Linked DNA regions of Homo sapiens: region 2 is linked to region 1. Evidence: read pairs that join two places in POLR2A ChIA-PET (ENCODE). Cell type or tissue: GM12878. All regions are shown on one strand.

What was found. Peaks named below come from ENCODE experiments on the same cell type or tissue, not always from the same donor. Only the 100,000 strongest peaks of a DNase experiment are listed, where the experiment ranks them.
Region 2: POLR2A ChIA-PET joins it to region 1 with 5 read pairs; 1 of 35 experiments calls an interaction of 5 or more read pairs at or near these places.

What each region holds. Positions count from the first base shown.
Region 1 is chr18:48,799,391-48,804,390 of GRCh38, reverse strand. All of the region lies in intron 9 of CTIF (cap binding complex dependent translation initiation factor), which reads right to left. Among named protein-coding and RNA genes, the nearest start is that of CTIF-AS1, 40 kb to the left of the region's middle. RefSeq lists an enhancer at 2,659-3,098. In GM12878, no CTCF peak of the experiment used is centred here; a DNase peak (open chromatin) is centred at 2,830; H3K4me3 peaks cover 706 bases; H3K27ac peaks cover 3,693 bases.
Region 2 is chr18:49,159,579-49,164,578 of GRCh38, reverse strand. DYM (dymeclin) reads left to right here. Exons shown (of 18, transcript NM_001353214.3): 15 at 792-894. Among named protein-coding and RNA genes, the nearest start is that of MIR4744, 110 kb to the right of the region's middle. RefSeq lists a silencer at 2,672-2,731. In GM12878, a CTCF peak has its summit at 1,874; DNase peaks (open chromatin) are centred at 1,998, 2,138 and 2,718; H3K4me3 peaks cover 517 bases; H3K27ac peaks cover 2,491 bases.

The DNA of each region.
Region 1 (5,000 bases):
AGGACTCAGCCACACCTAGACTCTGGAGCAGTCAGAATCTGACCTGCATGTCACTCTGCACTCTGGCAACAGTCTGTGGTGGCTGCACATCTTGTCTGGAGGGAGACGGGGACCATGTGGGCACTGGGCTGCAGCCTCCGCCCTGGGACAAGTTTGCTTGAGTTCTGATGCCAGCTGGGCCCTGAACTACTCCTTGGGTTTGGGTGTGTCCCTTTTTAGGTGGACTTGAACCTTTCCCCAAGTATCCCTGATCTCCCTGGCCAACGACCCCTGACCATTCCACTGCTTCACTCTGCTCTGCCCCTAGACACTGAGGATTCTTGGATGCCAGTGACAGAAACCATCTCAGACTAGCTGAAGAGGCACACAGGCCTGGGCTGTCTTACATGGAAGGTGGGCCCTAGGACACAGCCTGTCCCCAGGGCTCAAACAGCAACCCCAGGGCTGGTCCTCCCTTCTCTCCCCTCTCTCCCTTGTCTGGGCTTTGACTTGCATGCTGACTGATTTTTCTGCTGCCACAGACAGGTTCTCCCTTTGCCATGGCTAAGATGGCGGTCAGCAGCACCTGGTCTCTCTCATAATGGTTCTTGAGCCAAAAGGAAGACAGAGCCCCCCCTCCCCAAATGTCAAACCCTCAAATCTCAGGGAAGGATTCTGACTGGCCCTGCTCATCACATGACTATCTCTCAGCCCAATCACTGTGGCTGTGGTGATGGGGTTCCCTGATTGGACAGAACCAGGTCATGTGGTCATTCTGCAGCTGGGGCAGGTGGGCTCAGTGACAGATCCCTGGACCACACGCAGAAATAACAGCTGCCCCCTGCAATCACAGGCCTTACCTAGGACCATCGGGTGGCTGTCACAGGTGCCTGACACTCTCCTGAGCATCATGTCAAATTCCCGATGTACTGGGTGATTGCTGCCCTTTCTGTCCCATCCAAAAGAATGAAGAGAGAGTGATATGATGAGGATTATCTTGAATCTGCTCTAATCAATGGACATGAAAATCAAGCCCCAAATGCCGATCCTTTAACTATTATTAATAAAAAATTACCAGACACATTCTCTGTGACTGATGGTTCATGACACTGTGGCTGGAAATGCTTTCTCCCCAGCAGTTGGCTCTAGACAAAGGGCACACACTGTGGCTGGGAACAGCCATCAGCCACTTCCAGCTAAATCTGGATCACTCTGGAGACATTTCCAAGTTTCCCAGGCTGTGAGCACCCAGCATATTTCTATTGGCAAAATCAGGTCAGGTAGGCTCAGCTCTGCTGATCCGTAGGAGGGGACAGGGAGGCGGGGGGATGGCGCTGGGTTGCAGCAGAGAGAAGCTGAGAAGTCAGGCTGATCCAGCAGGAATTCTGTCTCACACTTAGGCAGGCGCGAAGCCTTATTCTCAGGCAAGGGAGCCAGCACCTGCTGTGGCTGTGGCCTTGAAAAGCCCTCAGAAGAGGCTGGAAGTTTTCCTTTCAGCCTGAGCAGAGAGAGAAGGCTGGATTGTCTGACAGATGAAGAATACCAGTGGGACAAGCAGGAATTCCTCAAAGCAAGGTGTCACTGGACTCAGCCTCAGGGAGGACGTTAGTACCACTTGTCAGGTCAAGGGGCGTGAGGGGGCTGAAGTTCCCAGGCTCAAGGGCAGCCCTCAGTGATTACACACTTAGTAGCTGGTGCCCGTGCTGGCGCCCTGATCTTCTCTGCCGCCTGCCTGATGTTCATGTCACTGTCTCGCCATACCTCTACACAGCACTCTGCCTTTCTAGGCACTTCCTGCAGCTTTCCTGGCTCTGCCCCACACAGCAGCTCACTGGAGGATGAGGCTCCTTGATCTGCCTACCTTCTGAGGTTGACAGAGCTGGAACCCAGGTCTCTGATCCTGGGCCTGGTGCTCTTTGGACCCCCCAAGGCATCAAGTTTGAAAAGGTCATCATGCAGACATGACAGCCACCCACCCCTGCCTTACACTTCCCTCCAGGTCCTCAGAGGAGAGGGCTGAGTTGTTGTCTCTGCAGAATTCGGATATTCCCTGCCTGGCTGCCATCCTGCCCAGGAGAGAGGCCGAGGGCTTGGAGACAGGTGTTTGCCAGGCCTAGGCCCGGGCACAGGTGGTAGGTCTTATCCATGACATGAAGCTCTCTGTGGAAACAGAGTGGGGCTGTGCTCACTGAGGCCTCAGCCTGAGGAGCAGGCCAACCGCAAAATAAAAGGACAGCAAGACTGGCCAACTGCTGTGACTCTGTGTCCCCATCTATAAAATGGAAAGTCACCATGTGACTGTCAGGCCAGTCACCGTGCCTCTGCATCCTTATCTATAAAATGAAAGAGACCTTTGACCTGCACCCAGGTGACAGAGTGACGCAAACAGGTGTAATAACCCTTCCTAATCAGCAAAGGGTGACTGTGCCCATATTCTGCTATGTGAGAAACTGAAGCATAAGTTGGATGAATGTTGTATCCAAGGTTTCCTGTGGGAGGAACTGGGAGCTGGGGCCAGAATTCAGCTTATCCAGCTTTTTGGAGATTCCTAGAGTCTTCTCCACGGTTTCTGCCTGGACCAGGTTCTACTAAGAAGGTTGGGTCCCCAACCCTAGGCAGAAATGGCATCTGGGATCCCTCTGCTCTGGAAGCAGTTGGAAGCTGAAGAAATGACTTTTGAAACCCTACTTTCAATGAGTGGCCCAATTACTTCTGAAATTGTCCGGAAGACTGGCTTTAAAAATAGATGAATACACAGGCGTTACTAAGCTATTTATAGAATTTGAGAAAACCCCTTGAAATGCTCACAAAAAGATTTGACCTATAATGGGGATTCCAGAATGACTCGGCCTGAAGCTCACATCCACCCACAACTTTGAACTTTGCCACAGATGGTCTTTAAAAGTCATGTTAACATTTATGTGGCATTATCCCTCAAGGAAGCTGCAATGGGAGTGCACACATCCTTTATCTAAGCCGTATCCCAAAATGTCTACTGGACAACAGTTGAGGAACAGCCGGAGGCGGAGGGAGCCAGGATAGAGAAGGACACAAAGTCTAGGGAGCTTGGGGGAGACCAACGTTTGCGTCTGTGAAATGGTGATCCTGGCCTGTGCCTGCCTCTGGAGACCATATGGGGTTATAGACCAGGAAGTGACTGTTGTGCCTGCCATTTCTGCAGACGTGGATGGCAGCTGTTTGCACCGGGCTCTGTCTGAATGGGCCCCTCTCTCACAGTGTGCCATTCTGTGTGGTTCTGCCCCACTGGACTCAGTGAGGTCTGTTCTGAGCAGTGCCGGGGGTGGGGGTGGCCCTGAAGGAAGTGCTCAGACCTTCTCCATTCGTTCTGAGATCCGGTCTGAAGACTAGATGGGCCCCTTGTGTTGTTCCCAAGGAGGCTTGGGCCACCTGTGGGGATGGGTGAAGGGCAGTTGAGTGGGCAGACTCAAAGCTCCTGGATCCCAGGCAGAGGCCCTTTGCCAGGTCTGTTTCATGTGGTTGAGGACACGCCTGAGATTGAGTTTGGAAAAACAACTCTTCTGCTAAAAATACATGAAAATCACTAGTGTGTCAAGATATGCACAATGGGTTTGAATGCCAGACAGGCCTGGGTGAGGCACTCTGGTCCGACTCCCACTCAGCCCTTGGACCTGGGCAAGCCCCAGGTCTTCTACCGTCTCACGTTCCCCACCCAGAAAAGGGAAACACGGCTAAACACCGTGATGATGAAAATGCCTGGCCAGGGGAGCACCTCCGCAGATGCCTGCTCCTCCTGCTTCTTTGGTCTTACCAAGGACATGGGTGTGTGGGGGGTTATCCATGCCAGGTGTTATGGGGTAGCCTGGCTGACCTCCCACACCTTGGCCAGTGTATGGTGGGTGTTGGAGTCAGCAAGAGGGAAGGTATCTCTGCAGACAGGAGGGAGAACAGTAGGTGGCTACTGACATCAGGGGACTGAGGGTGGGGAATGTGATGGGCTGGCTGGAGATGGGGGCAGATGTTCCGGCTGGCCCTAGTTTTGCCTGCATGTTTTATTTCCTTGGCTAGACTGTAAGCCTCTTGGGTATCTTATTCCTCTTTTCCTCTCTTGAGTATCTGGCAGAGAGTACAAAACAGTACAAAACTGCCAGGTATAAAACAGCAGTGTGGGGACTCACGTTGACTTGATGTGTGAATGGAGGCCATCAAGATATTTCTGATGATGGGGATGCTGACTGTGAAATACTGGTAGAGTGGGGAAGAAAAATCCATCCTGTCACCATGCATACCAAGGTGCCCCACCTTCACCCCACGGTGCTTCTCTAACCAGAGCTGGGGACCCTCTTCCTCCGGCTGCTGAAAAGCTGGTGCACATGCACCTCCTTCAAGTCTCGGTCTACTTGTTTTCTCCTCCCAGAGGCCCTCTGCCTTCTCTAAGTAGGCCCTCCACTCTTGTGACATCCCTCACTGTGTTGTGTTGGCTCTTCTGTGTGGCCCCATCATAACTGGAAATGACACACCTGTAAGCTTATGCGTTCAGTGATTGCCTCTCCCACTCGGATTGCAAGTTCTGCAAGGGCAGAGAAACTCTGTCTGCTTTATTCGGCAATGTACCTGCTGCGTCTAGGCCCCTGGAGGCCCTCAGTGTGTATCTGTTAACTGAATAAATGGATGGGGGGCTCCAAGGCAGTGGCAACCCCAGGGAGGAAATAATCTGGGTGCACAGAGAGAGGTGGGCTTCTGGCCCCTATATTAATGGGGAAGTCCCTGGCTAGATCTGAGCTTGGCCAGAGAAGGCATGAAAATGAAATTACTCTGGCTTTGGGCTATTATAGAAGTTCCCCAGGAGAAAGGGTGGCATCTAGGATGGGAAGTTCATTCTGTCCTTATTCAGGTGTCCACTCACGATGTTAACAAATACGTCCCATGCCAGTGTCCCCAGATAAAAATACAAGAAAGGACTGATTCCTCACCAACATGGGATCCAGTAGGACCCAAGAGGGAAGAGGAGCACAGAGATCCAAATGCTCTAGTGAAAGACC
Region 2 (5,000 bases), 360 kb before region 1:
TTCCACCTTGCAAAATGCAGTTGCCACAGCAGTGTTAAATTCCTCTCTCTGCCTTAGCTCAGCACAACACTGCTGTGTACTCTTTGGGTCCCACCTTCCTGGACCATAGTCTGCAATGTTCCTCGAGACAGAAGCTCACCATTATGGGGCTCATCTTCATCTCCCTTTTGTTAGGGATTATAATCCTTTACTTCACATGTTGTGTTACATCTGAAAACAGTTGTGTCATTTTTTTTTTTTAGTTTTCAGTTAGTGATAGCAGGAGAGTTAGTCCAGTATCAGTTAATCTGTCATGGCCAGAAGCAGAAATCTTATAAAACATTTTGAATCATTATTTTTGAGAAATAAAGCTATAATACAGAACCATAGACTCTGTATGACAGTAGAGAAATAATCTTGTCCAACACACTTTTTCAGAAGATGAGAAAATACACAAGCTCAAGTGACTTGTAGTAGATTGCACTATGAGTTAGTCATAGTCTACATCTCAGGTTTTTGCCACTATTCTTTTCCCTATAGTAATCTTATGAAAAATGCTCCTGTGTTTGAAACATAATTTTAAACTGTCATTAAAAAATTTTTTAGAATTCTTATGATTTAAACATCCTCCCCACTCCTTTTTTCTTACATAAATACTATTATTAATCTTGCTGTTAACACAGGCATGAAGAAAGAATCATTTACAAGTATATTTTAGAATAATTGACATGCTGTGGAACTATATATTTCCACAGAAGACAGAAAAGAAAACAGTTCCTTTAATATAATTGGTTTTTTGTTTGTTTTTCCAGTTTATTTTCTTTGCTGTCTAAAAAACACAACAAAGTTCTGGAACAAGCCACACAGTCCTTGAGAGGTTCGCTGAGTTCTAATGATGTTCCTCTACCAGATTATGTAAGTAGTTACCTTATTCATCAATAAAAAATTTTCCTTTCAGCCAGGCACAGTAACTCCTGCCTGTAATCCCAGCACTTTGGGAGGCCGAGGCAGATGGATCACTTGGTCGGGAGTTCAAGACCAGCCTGGCCAACATGGTGAAACCCCATCTCTACTAAAAATGCAAAAATTAGCCGGGTGTGGTGGTGCACACCTGTAGTCCCAGCTATTTGGGAGGCCGAGGCAGGAGAATCACTTGAATCCGGGAGGCAGAGGTTGCAGTGAGCTGAGATCATGCCCCTGCACTGTAGCCTGGGTGACACAGTAAGACTCTGCATCTCAAAAAAATAATAAATAAATAAATTATTTCATTGTAAAATTTATAATAGCATTACCCCTCTCTTCTCAAGATTTTACTGTGCTGAAAATCTTTGCTGCCCAAGAAACCTCTAATATGCAAATAGAAGAATGATGTCTCAAATCAAGGGAACAAGTTGTAAATGATTGTTAACAAGTGGTTGAAGAAAATCAACCTTAAACCAATAATTTGTACATAATTAAGAATCTTTATATCTGAGTTGAGAAACCCACTCAAGCTAATAACACAAAAACAAAAGCAGGGATGATTTTATAGGAAGTATGCAAAGATTCCTTATTGAACTTAAGGGGAGCAAGTACACCTGGATTTCCCAGAGATCTGGAACCTAAAATTGAAAAGCCATTGGGTCCTGTTTTGGGGGTCATTTCGTTTCTGGTCTCTGCTTCCTTTTGCTTCTGCTTTATTCTGCTGCTGCTTTCTACCATCCAGGTTTATCTGTTTGCTTACTTGGACCTAAAATAGCAACCCCAGCCCTTCCTCTTCTTCCCTCCAACCTTGTGAGTGCAGTGCCTTTAGCTGTCTTAAAGTCTTAAAGTCCTCATTCTCAATTCCTGAGAAAGAGAATCTAATTGGCTCTGCTCTCATCAGGGTGTGACTCCAGTCTTACCAGACATGGTCAGAAGAGAGCAGCAGTAACATGTGGCCTTTGTTCCATCCACCTTAATGACGAAGAGTTTATTACCAACTGCTACGGTTGAATGTGCCATCCAAAACTCATGTTGAAACTTAATCCCCAGTGTGGCAGTATTGAGAAGTGGGACCTTGAATAGGTGATTGGATCCCTTATAAATGGATTAATGAATTCATGGATCAATAGATTAGTGAGTTAATGGATTAATAGGTTAGCATAGGAGGGGAACTAGTAGCTTTATAAGAAGAGGAAGAGAGACTTGAGCTAGCATGTTAGCATGCACTGTGTGATACCCTGCATCATCTTGGGATGCCACAGAGAGTCACCACTAGCAAGAAGGTTCTCACCAGCTGCATCTCCTTGACCATGGCCTTCCCAGCCTCCATAACTGTATAAATTCCTTTTTCTTTATAAATTACCTAGTTTCAGGTATTCTGTTCTAACCGACAGAAAATGCACTAAGACATCACCTGACCTTAGAGGATGCTGATGGAATAGAATAGAAACAGCACAGGGGTGAGCATAATATAATAATAGGAAAGAGAATGTGTTATAAATTTTCTTAAAGTAGTGTGACTACCTGTGACATTTCTTATATTTTGGAATATGGCTTTGATGAAGATGCTAAAAATTATCTTGCCATTAACCACAGGAGAAGTTCATCAAGTTCTAATAAGGACAGCTCTAAATCTCCAGACAACAACATAGTGGATTGGTATTTAGAAACTTTATTAGAGAACTCTTTAGTTCTGAGTTTGCAGTGATGATGCATACCAGACAGCTGTAGAGTTGCCTTGCTTCTTTCCTGTGGTTTGTTTCATTTCTAAATGGTTGTCCTGATATGAGACTGTGGGAACAGTACCCAGTCCAGATATCAGTCAATGATAAACAAAGATAGCTGTGTGCAGCCACAGCCTGACTGGTGCTAGTTTTTTCTCGTGTGTGTGTGGGTATGTGATGTCACAATCTGTCATCCCCTTAAGGTATTAAGTTTATAATTCCAAAATGTATCTTTTAAGATTTTCCTGTTAAGTTGAATGTTCTAATTTTTTAATTAGCATAACAGCTCGCTTAATTCTACACTTGCCATACCTGTGATAAGAAAAATATATCTAGTAACTGTTTAGAAACCCTATCGGGGCCAGGGTGGCAATGGGGAGTTGGGTTTACCAAAAACTTGAATTTGGGTCATCTGCAAATGTTTTGTTATTTATAAGCAATTATTATTTGATTTATGTAGTATTCCTGTGCCATTTACTCCACAAAAATGTGTTGAATATGTATAGTTCTGAAGTTCTGATGTTGCCTTAGTAGCATTCTTCTTTAATCAGAGATCTATAAAATTAATATTTGAGGAAATAGGTCATATTTACTGGTATTTGCCAACCATGGAGGTAATTATGCCATGATAGGACAATTTGAATTTGTAACAGTCCTGTGAATTCTGCTACTGAAGTTTACAGATTTTAGAGTCACTGATTGAATATTTTCTTCTTGTATAAAATTTTCACTAAGTAAAAATGAATTTCTTAAAGCATCTGCTTCTAGAAATAGTGGGAAAATTCCATTTGGAATCTGTCATTGACAATCCTTTTTTTTTTTTTTCTTAACATTTATGTGTATGAGACTTTGTAAATCACAACATTTTCCAAATGGGTTTATGAACTTGAATTTTGCTGCCTTTTCTCAGATTTAATTGAAGAGAATGGTTAGCACTGATTCAGTAGGAGAGATGACTGTGAATCACTCCTGATAGAGACCTGAAAGGTGATTAAACAAACAGCAGTAACCTTAAAAATAAGCACCGTTGTATGTTCTTTCATGATACTTCAATGTTTTGTTGGTCATTCCCATTGCTCAAAACACTGTTGTATAAGTGATTTACACATTTGAAACCATTTTCTCTTTTACATTAGTCATTAACTGGGAAAATGAACATGTTCCTTCCTTTTCTTTCACAGAAGTTTTACTTAAGTACCTTTGCCAGTAACCACATAAAATTCTGTGTCCTGGACTAATGCTTTAAACCACTTGTTGGTAAAAGATGAAAAAGGAAAATGAGAAGGTCTTAATGCAGCAGTGGATTCCTAGATGTGTACTTTTTTTTTTTTTTTTTGAGACAGAGTCTCACGACGTGTACTTTCTACACCAAGACTGAATGTACTGTATTAGCAGAGTTTGAATAAGTACTTAAAAATAAGGACATGTTTTTCTTCTCACTGTAGTACATAGAGTACTTTCAGTCTACCTAGAGATTTCTAAGTTTATTAAGAAAATGTTTATCCTCATTATACTGTATAATTCACAAATCAGTTGAGTAACAACATAGAAAGCTAATCGCAAGTTCCAAAAACATTAGTATTAGTACTTTAGTGCAACTATGTTGGTCTGAACATCTCTAGGGAAACCTGAAACCTTCAACTGAGTTCCAGATAATGAGGAAACTGCCCTGGCTGTTTAAGGGGAAATAAAACAAAAATTGTACTCAAGCCTGTGGGGGGAGAGAATGCCACTACAGGGGCAGTAAGGGAGTTTAAGAAAGCAAATAAAGTTCCATTGACTTGGCTTTGCTTTGGTGTTTGTATGATCAGGATTACATACAATTTAATTCAGTGACTAACAGGGACAGGAGAGAATTGTTAAAGGAGAATCTTTCAACAGATTTTTTTTTAATAAAAATGAACTGAACTTTCAGAGAAGTTTGGTCATATATAACCAAATATGGAACCTGAATATAGAAAATGAAACAAAGATAATAAATCAGTTATGAATGCTTTTTAAGCTATAACCATATGAATATTTATAACCAATGAGGAATATTGTTACTGTACCATATAAGCTTTGTTTCCCTAGTTCCTAACAATTTAACTTTTATTCTAGTTGCAACCATAAGGAACCAAATTATATTGCCCTGTGGTCATCAAATAACTTTGAATCTTTCTGTAGGACTGACTCTACCACCTAACTCCAAAATGTAGAGATTGGGTCTCACTATATTGCCCAGGCTGCTCTTGAACTCCTGGCCTCAAGTGATTGTCCTGCCTTGTCTTCCCAAGGTGCTAGGATTACAGGCATGAGCCACTGTGCCCTACAGATAGCTTGCTTCTAAACTGT